Regions from separate parts of the Homo sapiens genome. Here region 1 is linked to region 2. A link is a contact called in ENCODE Hi-C or POLR2A ChIA-PET data. All regions are on one chromosome and are shown on one strand. The core of a region is the stretch at or near the end of the contact, and the rest is flanking DNA. Distances in the headings are between cores, read along the strand shown. Region 1 holds the start of LAP3 (leucine aminopeptidase 3). Region 2 holds the start of FBXL5 (F-box and leucine rich repeat protein 5).

What was found. Hi-C counts contacts between places; a loop is a spot of excess contacts on that map. ChIA-PET counts read pairs that join two places held with the same protein, here RNA polymerase II (POLR2A). Pooled maps may share reads with other maps.
Region 1: a loop to region 2 is called in a map of CD8-positive, alpha-beta T cell, with 6 times the contacts of the local background. The contact joins the promoter of LAP3 here to the promoter of FBXL5 in region 2. A Hi-C loop is called at or near these places in 2 of 168 maps with a recorded cell type or tissue (CD4-positive, alpha-beta T cell and CD8-positive, alpha-beta T cell), 2 of 37 single-sample maps with no recorded cell type and 13 of 50 pooled maps. POLR2A ChIA-PET finds 5 or more read pairs at or near these places in 1 of 52 experiments (MCF 10A).

Annotation. Positions count from the first base shown.
Region 1 is chr4:17,574,880-17,578,447 of GRCh38, forward strand. LAP3 (leucine aminopeptidase 3) reads left to right here and starts at 2,319. Exons shown (of 13, transcript NM_015907.3): 1 at 2,319-2,688. The coding sequence starts at 2,587. RefSeq lists enhancers at 1,967-2,326, 2,667-2,866 and a silencer at 2,387-2,596.
Region 2 is chr4:15,652,903-15,656,657 of GRCh38, forward strand. FBXL5 (F-box and leucine rich repeat protein 5) reads right to left here and starts at 2,455. Exons shown (of 11, transcript NM_012161.4): 1 at 2,302-2,455. The coding sequence starts at 2,385. It also overlaps a transcript of FAM200B not described here. RefSeq lists silencers at 1,890-2,109, 2,140-2,209, 2,348-2,525, 2,450-2,559 and an enhancer at 2,860-2,979.

The sequences.
Region 1 (3,568 bases), core at 1,069-3,568, 1.9 Mb after region 2:
CCTCCCCACACCCCTGCACCTCAGCTAAAATTGCAATCAGATCAACAGTGGTGTAATTTTTTTAAAAAGAGATGGGGTCTTGCTCTGTGACCTAAGCTGGAGTGTAGTAGTACAATTATGGCTCACTGCAGACTCAACCTCCCAGGCTCAAGCAAACCTCCTACCTCAGTCTCCCCATTAGCGGGACTACAGGCACACATCTGGCTAATTTTTTAACTTTTTGTAGAGATGGGTATCTCACTACCTTGCCCAGGGTGGTCTTGAACTCCTGGGCTGAGTCGATCCTCCCACCTCGGCCTCCCAAAGTCCTGGGATTATAAGCATGAGTCACTGCACCCAGCTGGCTGGTGTCATTATTAAGAACAATTTTTGTATCCCTCCTCGTGCTTACCCATATTCTCCGAGTTGCATTCAGCTGTGTACTTTTTTACAATGAGAAATTTAAAACCAGCCGGGCGCGGTGGTTCACGCCCGTAATCCCAGCAATTTGGGAGGCCAGGGCGGGTGGATCACTTGAGGTCAGTACTTCAAGACCCACCTGGCCAACATGGTGAAACTCCATCTCTACTGAAAATACAAAAATTAGCCAGGCGTGTTGGCGGGCGCCTGTAATCCCAACTACTTGGGAGGCTGAGGCAGGAGAATCGCTGGAACCCAGGGGTGGAGGTTGCAATAAGCTGAGATCACACCAGTGCACTCCAGCCTGGGTGACAGAGCAAGACTCCGTTAAAAAAAAAAAAGTAAAAAATAAGGAATTAAAAAAAACAAAACGCTTTACAGAAAATAAAAATATATAAAAATATTGAGCACTACTTGAAAACTTTCTATTGAAACCATCCCCACTGTGTTGACAAAAATTTCATGCCAAGTTCTAGGCAGAAATATAGTTATAATTAAGCATTAATCAGGCTGTACTTTGGCCCACTTCCTTGTTGCTAAAAGTCACCTAGCACTACATACTGACCATTTGCATTCCCATTGTTCCTATAGACAGGATCTCTGACATTAGAATCATAAGCTTTCTGTTTAAGGATCGCTTAAGATATTTTTCAGACCTTGAATTCCAGCTACCAGTTTGAAGATCCCCAGAGAGGAATGGGGTCAGCTTAAGAATACAGGTTCTTCAACGCCCTGTCCCATGACTTCACCCTGCACTCTTCAATCAACGATCTCCACACTATAGCCCTCTCCAAAACCCTTAAAAACCTTGACCCCAAATTCCTCAGGGAGATGGATTTGAGGTTTCCTCCCATCTCCTCCTTTGGCGACTCCACGATTACACCTCTTTCTCTGCTGCAACCCTGGTGTCTGGGCGTATTGACTTGCTATGTGCACGAGTCAACGAACCTAATAGTGTTACATCATTTTCAAAAACAGTATTTACACCGTTGCACCTGTGGAACAGATGAAAGGACACGAATAAAAATAACTCAGGCCAGGTGCGGTGGCTCACGCCTGTAATCCCAGCACTTAGCGAGGCCGAGGCAAGTGGATCACGAGGTCAGGACTTCGAGACCAGCCTGGACAACATGGTGAAACCTCGTCTCTACTAAAAATACAAAGAGTTGCCGGGCACGGTGGCTCACGCCTGTAAGTAATCCCAGCACTTTGGCAGGCTGAGGCGGGTGTATCACCAGAGGTCAGGAGTTCAAAGCCAGCCTGGCTAACATGGCCAAACACTGTCTCTACTAAAAATACAAAGATTAGCCAGGTGTGGTGGTGGGCGCCTGTAGTCCCAACTACTCGGGAGGCTGAGGCAGGAGAATCTGTTGAACCCGAAAGGCGGAGGTTGCAGTGAGCCGAGATTGCGCCACTGCACTCCAGCCAGGGCTACAAGAGCGAGACTCCGCCTCAAAAAAAAAATCCAAAAAAACAACAAAAAAACACAAAGATTAGCTGGGCGTGGTGGCGGGCGCCCCTAATCCCAGCTACTCGGGAGGACGAGGCAGGAGAATCGTTTCAACTAAGCAGCGGGAGGTTGCAGTGAGCCGAGATCGCTCCATTGCACTCCAACCTGGGTGACAGAGCGAGACTCCGACTCAAAAAAACCAAACAAACAAACGAAAACTCAGTGGGAGTGTCTTCACTATGCAGTCGTCTATTCAGCAACCTTGACAACAAGCTCTGGCACTCAGTTTCTATTTCCCGGGAGTTGCCCAGCGCTCCGCCCACGCCCGCTTGCAGAACTCGCCCCGCCTCCGCCCCACCCATCGTGTGACGTCACCATATCGGTCCCGCCCCTCTACTTCGCGTTGCTCCCGGGACTGTCAACCGCGTCCGGAAGCCCCGCCTTTTCGCCCCCGCCCGCATGCGCGGGCGCACACGAATGCGGGCGCACACGAATGCGGGCGCACACGAATGCGGGCGCACCCTTGAGTCCCCTCCACAACCGCGGTTTGATCCCAGCGGTCCAGTCGGCCGGTGCTGCCCATCCGTCCCGCCCCCTAGACGCACGTCCGCTCGCCCGGCGCCCGAGCCAGTCCGCGCGCACGCCGTCTGCGCCCCGAAAGCCCCGCCCCAAGGCGCGCCCGCCCACCGCTCTCCACGTGCTCGCTGGAGGGCGGTGCGAGGGGCCGAGCCGACAAGATGTTCTTGCTGCCTCTTCCGGCTGCGGGGCGAGTAGTCGTCCGACGTCTGGCCGTGAGACGTTTCGGGAGCCGGAGTCTCTCCACCGCAGACATGACGAAGGTGAGAGGCGGCGGCTCGCTCATGGTCCGCCGCTGGGGCCCTGCCCGTGGGCTACTGGGGCTGCGGGGCTGGTCGAAGCCGCGGTGTCCTGGGCGCCCAAGCCAAGTTGCAAAAATCAGTTTAAAAGAAAAATTCTCTCCTTGCGGGGATCGGCCTAGGCCGCTGAGGACCCCAGCGGTCGTATTGAGGGCGCGATTCCCCTGCTCGGGGCTAGGGGGTGATGGTTGTAGCCGCCCTTTACCCGGCTCCACTCGGCCGCGCACTTGCTCCAGTCGTCACCCGCGGTCCTGGCAGTAACCCGGGGAAAGACGCGGCGGTGGGGCTCCCATCCGAGCTTGGAGGAAGCCCGAGTTTGCCAAGGTGAAAGGGTTTCTGAGGTCCCAGAGTCACAGGGCTCCTTCCCCCGCGGAAGTGAAAGGTCAGGGAGTTAAGTAGCTTGGAAGGGTTTCTAGAGGAAAAGCATGCCTCTCTAGAGAAAAGGGCTTTGGGGAGAGACCCACGTTTCCCAGAATTAAGAGCATCTTCCAGAAGAAAAGTGAACTCCAAAAAATTACGAAGGTCGCTCTTCAGATGTGAAGGATCTGCAAAGGGAATGGCTCTCGGAACCAGCACAAGCTTGGGAGTCATGCCTAAGCACCAGAAAGAGATGACTGTCCCTGCAGAAGAACGTTCTAGGGGGAGCTTGAGCTCCAGTCTCCTGCAGGTATCTCAGTGGTGGAGGGACCAGTCGCCTGACCAGTGCTATCTCCAGTACTGTGCCACAGCCTACCCAGATAACAGTTGCTCAGTTGGCTCCATTGATTCCCGGGGAGTGAACAATCTTAGGGAAGTTAGAACCTGGCAGAGTTACCAATGCCAAGGAAGGCCGTTTTCTTTGGTG
Region 2 (3,755 bases), core at 1,205-3,704:
CTTGGTCTATACAACCAAAGGATGGCAAAACGTGAGATGATAAATGGATAAAAACAAACAAGGTACTCTTCCTTTAATTCCTTTAAGATTACTGAACCATTACAAAATACTTATTTTCCACTCTAGCTCCCAAAGGACATCCTAAGAGAGATTTCCATTGGCTATCAGTATCAAGAAGAAATCCAGATGTAAAATTCCTATGCATTTTTTTTTCCCTAAATCGCCTCAGTTTCAGTTCAGAAAATTGGACTTTTAATCTTCGTGATAAACGTATACAACAATCTCATTAACTATATCTAATTAATTCAGAATTAGTAATAATTTTGACTTACACCATGTCAAATTGAAAATGCTTTATTAAACTAGTTATGCAAGTGGGAACATTACTGAAAAGACTCTTGGCTCAGATATCTTGTAAAAAAGCAACTGCATTTTCAAAATTTGTTCAAATACTCTCAACCACCAGGAAGAGACAGAAAAAGAGCGACTAACTTCTTGAAAATTTTAAAATAAGGCTGCTTAGCCTTAGTCTGCAAGTAAATTAAATTGTGATTCTTTATTTTGGGAGGTCACAATCATCTGGAAATCGATGAAAGCTACAAACACCCTAGGAAAATGGACACACGCACAAAATTTTCCATATAATTTCAGGTGATCCTAGGCTACCTCTCCACAGTCTAAAGTGGAGAGAAAACCTTGGATTCTGTTAGTCTTCACTTCCACTTTCGATTTTTGAGACCATTTTTTTTTTCTTTCCTGCTATTAAAGAATGGTGTCTGAATGAACGATATTCAAAAGCCAGAGAGGATAAAAACACTATAATACTGCTAAGTAAAAAATTCAGGGATATACCCTCTTGCTTAATGGCTTAACCATTCCTCATGCTTCTCCTAGATGAGTGGTTCTCACCCTCAGCTGCATACTGCACTCAAATGGAGAGCTTTAATCATTTATACCTGATGTCTGGGTGAAATCCTAATTTTAGTGACCTAGACATCAGGACTTCTAATAGTTTTTAGTTTAAGGCTAATAAGCAACCAAGGTTGCAAACCATTGTCCTAGACAGTCCTGGTGTTTCCAACTCATGTGAACTGGGTGTTTCTAAATTTTCAGAATGGAGGGAGGGAGAAGATGGAGTGCTAAGATTTGAAATTCAACGTCACTGCTTTAAATTGCTGGTCTTGAGTGTGGCCTAACAGTGAATACCCTGGGCATCCTCCAATCGCCTGGCTGAGCTATGAAACACCCCTCTTTTCTGTAGACAATGGTTCTGCATAATGCTATGCAATTTCTGAGAATTCCTAAAAGTTGATTTCTATGCTTAAACAGTAGTCATTTGAATGCTTTATTTAGTTGGATCATTTCCACAAGAAACGGGACTGCCTGAGGTTTGCAGATATCCATGACTTTCCCCAACATAAACTGACAAATACGTGGAATGTTAATATTGTTTTAAAATCACTAGCAAAGGGCCCTGAACCATCTCCACAAAAGTGCCTCTTCAGCTTATGCTGCACCAATTATGGGCCCAAAATGGTTCTCACAGTTAAACCAACTTTTCCTGAGGCCCCCTTTATTCGAGCTCATATAAAGAAATCCAAGAGAGAATTGCTGTCTTATAACAAAATCTACATCCAGTAAGTGTTCAGGGCAATAAAAGTTGCAAGGAAAACGATAACGACACATGAAGAGTGAAGGTTCTTCAGTTCTAAACTTGGCTTTTCTCCCAAATCAAACCAGTGAAGAAAGCCGGGGGTAAAAGGAACCGGGTAGCTGGGAGACGCTGCAGTTCCAGCCAGGAAGCCAGCGAGAGGTGCAGAGGATGGGTGGGTGTCTGCACGGAGAGCCCCGAACAGGCCCGGGGGAGTGACGGGGGACGGGAACAACTACTCGGTGCAGATGGGAGTCCACCGCAGGTGGCCGGCCGGGGCACCCAGGGCTTCGAGGAGGTAGGGCCGCTCTCCTTAGAGGCAGCAGCGGGAGTCCCAGCGCGGCGGTGGGGCCGGCCCGAGGGCGGCCAGTGACGCCGGTAGCGCCCCTCCTCAGCCGCCAGGCCCTCGGCAGGGGACGCCGCCCGCCCCGAGAGCACGTCCGAGGCGGCGGCCAGGCCGGCTCTGCGAAGGCCTCGCAGCGGGCGGGCAGGCTGCGGGAGCGGGCGGCGCTGACAGCTGCGCAGGCGGCTACTCGCGCGGCGACGGCACGGGGCTGCGGGCGCGGCGCAGGCCAGGCCGCCCCAAGAACCCAGCCCGCTCCCCATCGCCGCCCGCACCGCCCACAGCGGGAGGCTCAGCGCTCCGTTACCTTGTCGCAGTAGAGCCCCACCAGCTGCTTCATCCGCCAGTGTGGGGCGGTGAAGACGTCCACTTCTTCAGGAAAGGGCGCCATCGCCACTGCCTCAGCCTCCGCCTCAGCAGCCGCGGCCGCCGCCTCTCCATAGACACCCTCGCCGCGGGGCAGAGGCGGCGCGCCCCCTTGCGCATGCGCCCGCCCCGTCGGCGCGCGCGCCCGGTCGGCTTGGCCGGCGGGGACGCGGGGGCGCGCAGGCCGCCGCCATGCGATCCCTGCGGCCCACGTGACCGGGCGCGCGCAGAGGCTCGCGGCTTCTGCCTCCCGCCCCCACTCTTTTCGTTTTTTGTCGTCTTCATAAGCCGCAGAAGGAACCCAAACCTTTTCCCTGTTTCTTTCACTACATGAAAGCACAGTAGCTGAGGGTAGGGGAAAGTCGTTGCAGTGGCGCTCTCGGCGCTTCTCCCGTTGCTGCCCTGCCCACCACGGCCTTGAGGAGAGGCAGCCAAGCACAATGGCCGCGGTCAGGGCCGCGAGCTCTGCTTGTGCCCACGCCCCGACGCCTGCTTGGCCTGGGTGACCAATGCTTCTGGCCAGGACCTCCGGAGCTGCCCTTCGCCTCCCTGCGATTGGCCCGTGCCAGATTTTTCCTGGGGCCGAGCGCAGACCACCCCGGCCGCCACTCAAAGGCCGGGCCTGGCTCCCACCCAGCGGTTGGTGAACCAGAGCTGCGGGCTCTGAGAGCTTCGGTCCCGGGCGGCAGCCCACAGCGGGCGCGGGGCCTGGGTGCGAGGGGCGGGGCAGAGACCGCGAGAGAGAGTTCTCGTGAAATTCGGGAGACTCAACGTGGGGGAAAAACAGTATCTGGGGATCCAGGTGCGGAAATGCACCTCAAGTGCAGGAACGCGGGTCAGGGATAGGCCCGACGGGCCTTGGGGGTGGGGAGAAGGGTGAATAATGGAAGGTTGGTGCGGGAAAGAACCTTGGTACAAATCCCGCCATTTTAAGCGGAGGTTCGGAGAGAAAACAAGGTCACTAACCCAGGAAAATGTCTGCCTCTTTCCCATAAATCGCCTGGCCCTGGCCACAGACCTCCTGGAGACTCTGTTCTCTGCTCACGCCGGTCAGTCTTAGATTGGTTGGCTGGAGTACTGCTGGACAGATAGAGAAATAGGAGAAAACAGGGAAGCCTGAGAACCTTGGGAGGAATTGTTATTTGCTTAATGGCCAGAACCTCCAGGAGGGCAAGAACCAGATATGCTGTGTTCACCCTTGTTCTCTATTATCTATCACAGTTGCAAGACAACATGGGGATCAGTAAATAGTCAACAAATAATGGAGTAGAAGAAGGTGAGAAAGAACTTTGCAGTGGAATGCACCCTATTTAGTTCTAATCTTATATTACTATATGCTATTATAGACAGTGTGAACAGTGGTTAAACCACAGACTCTGGAAGTTAAGATTCCTG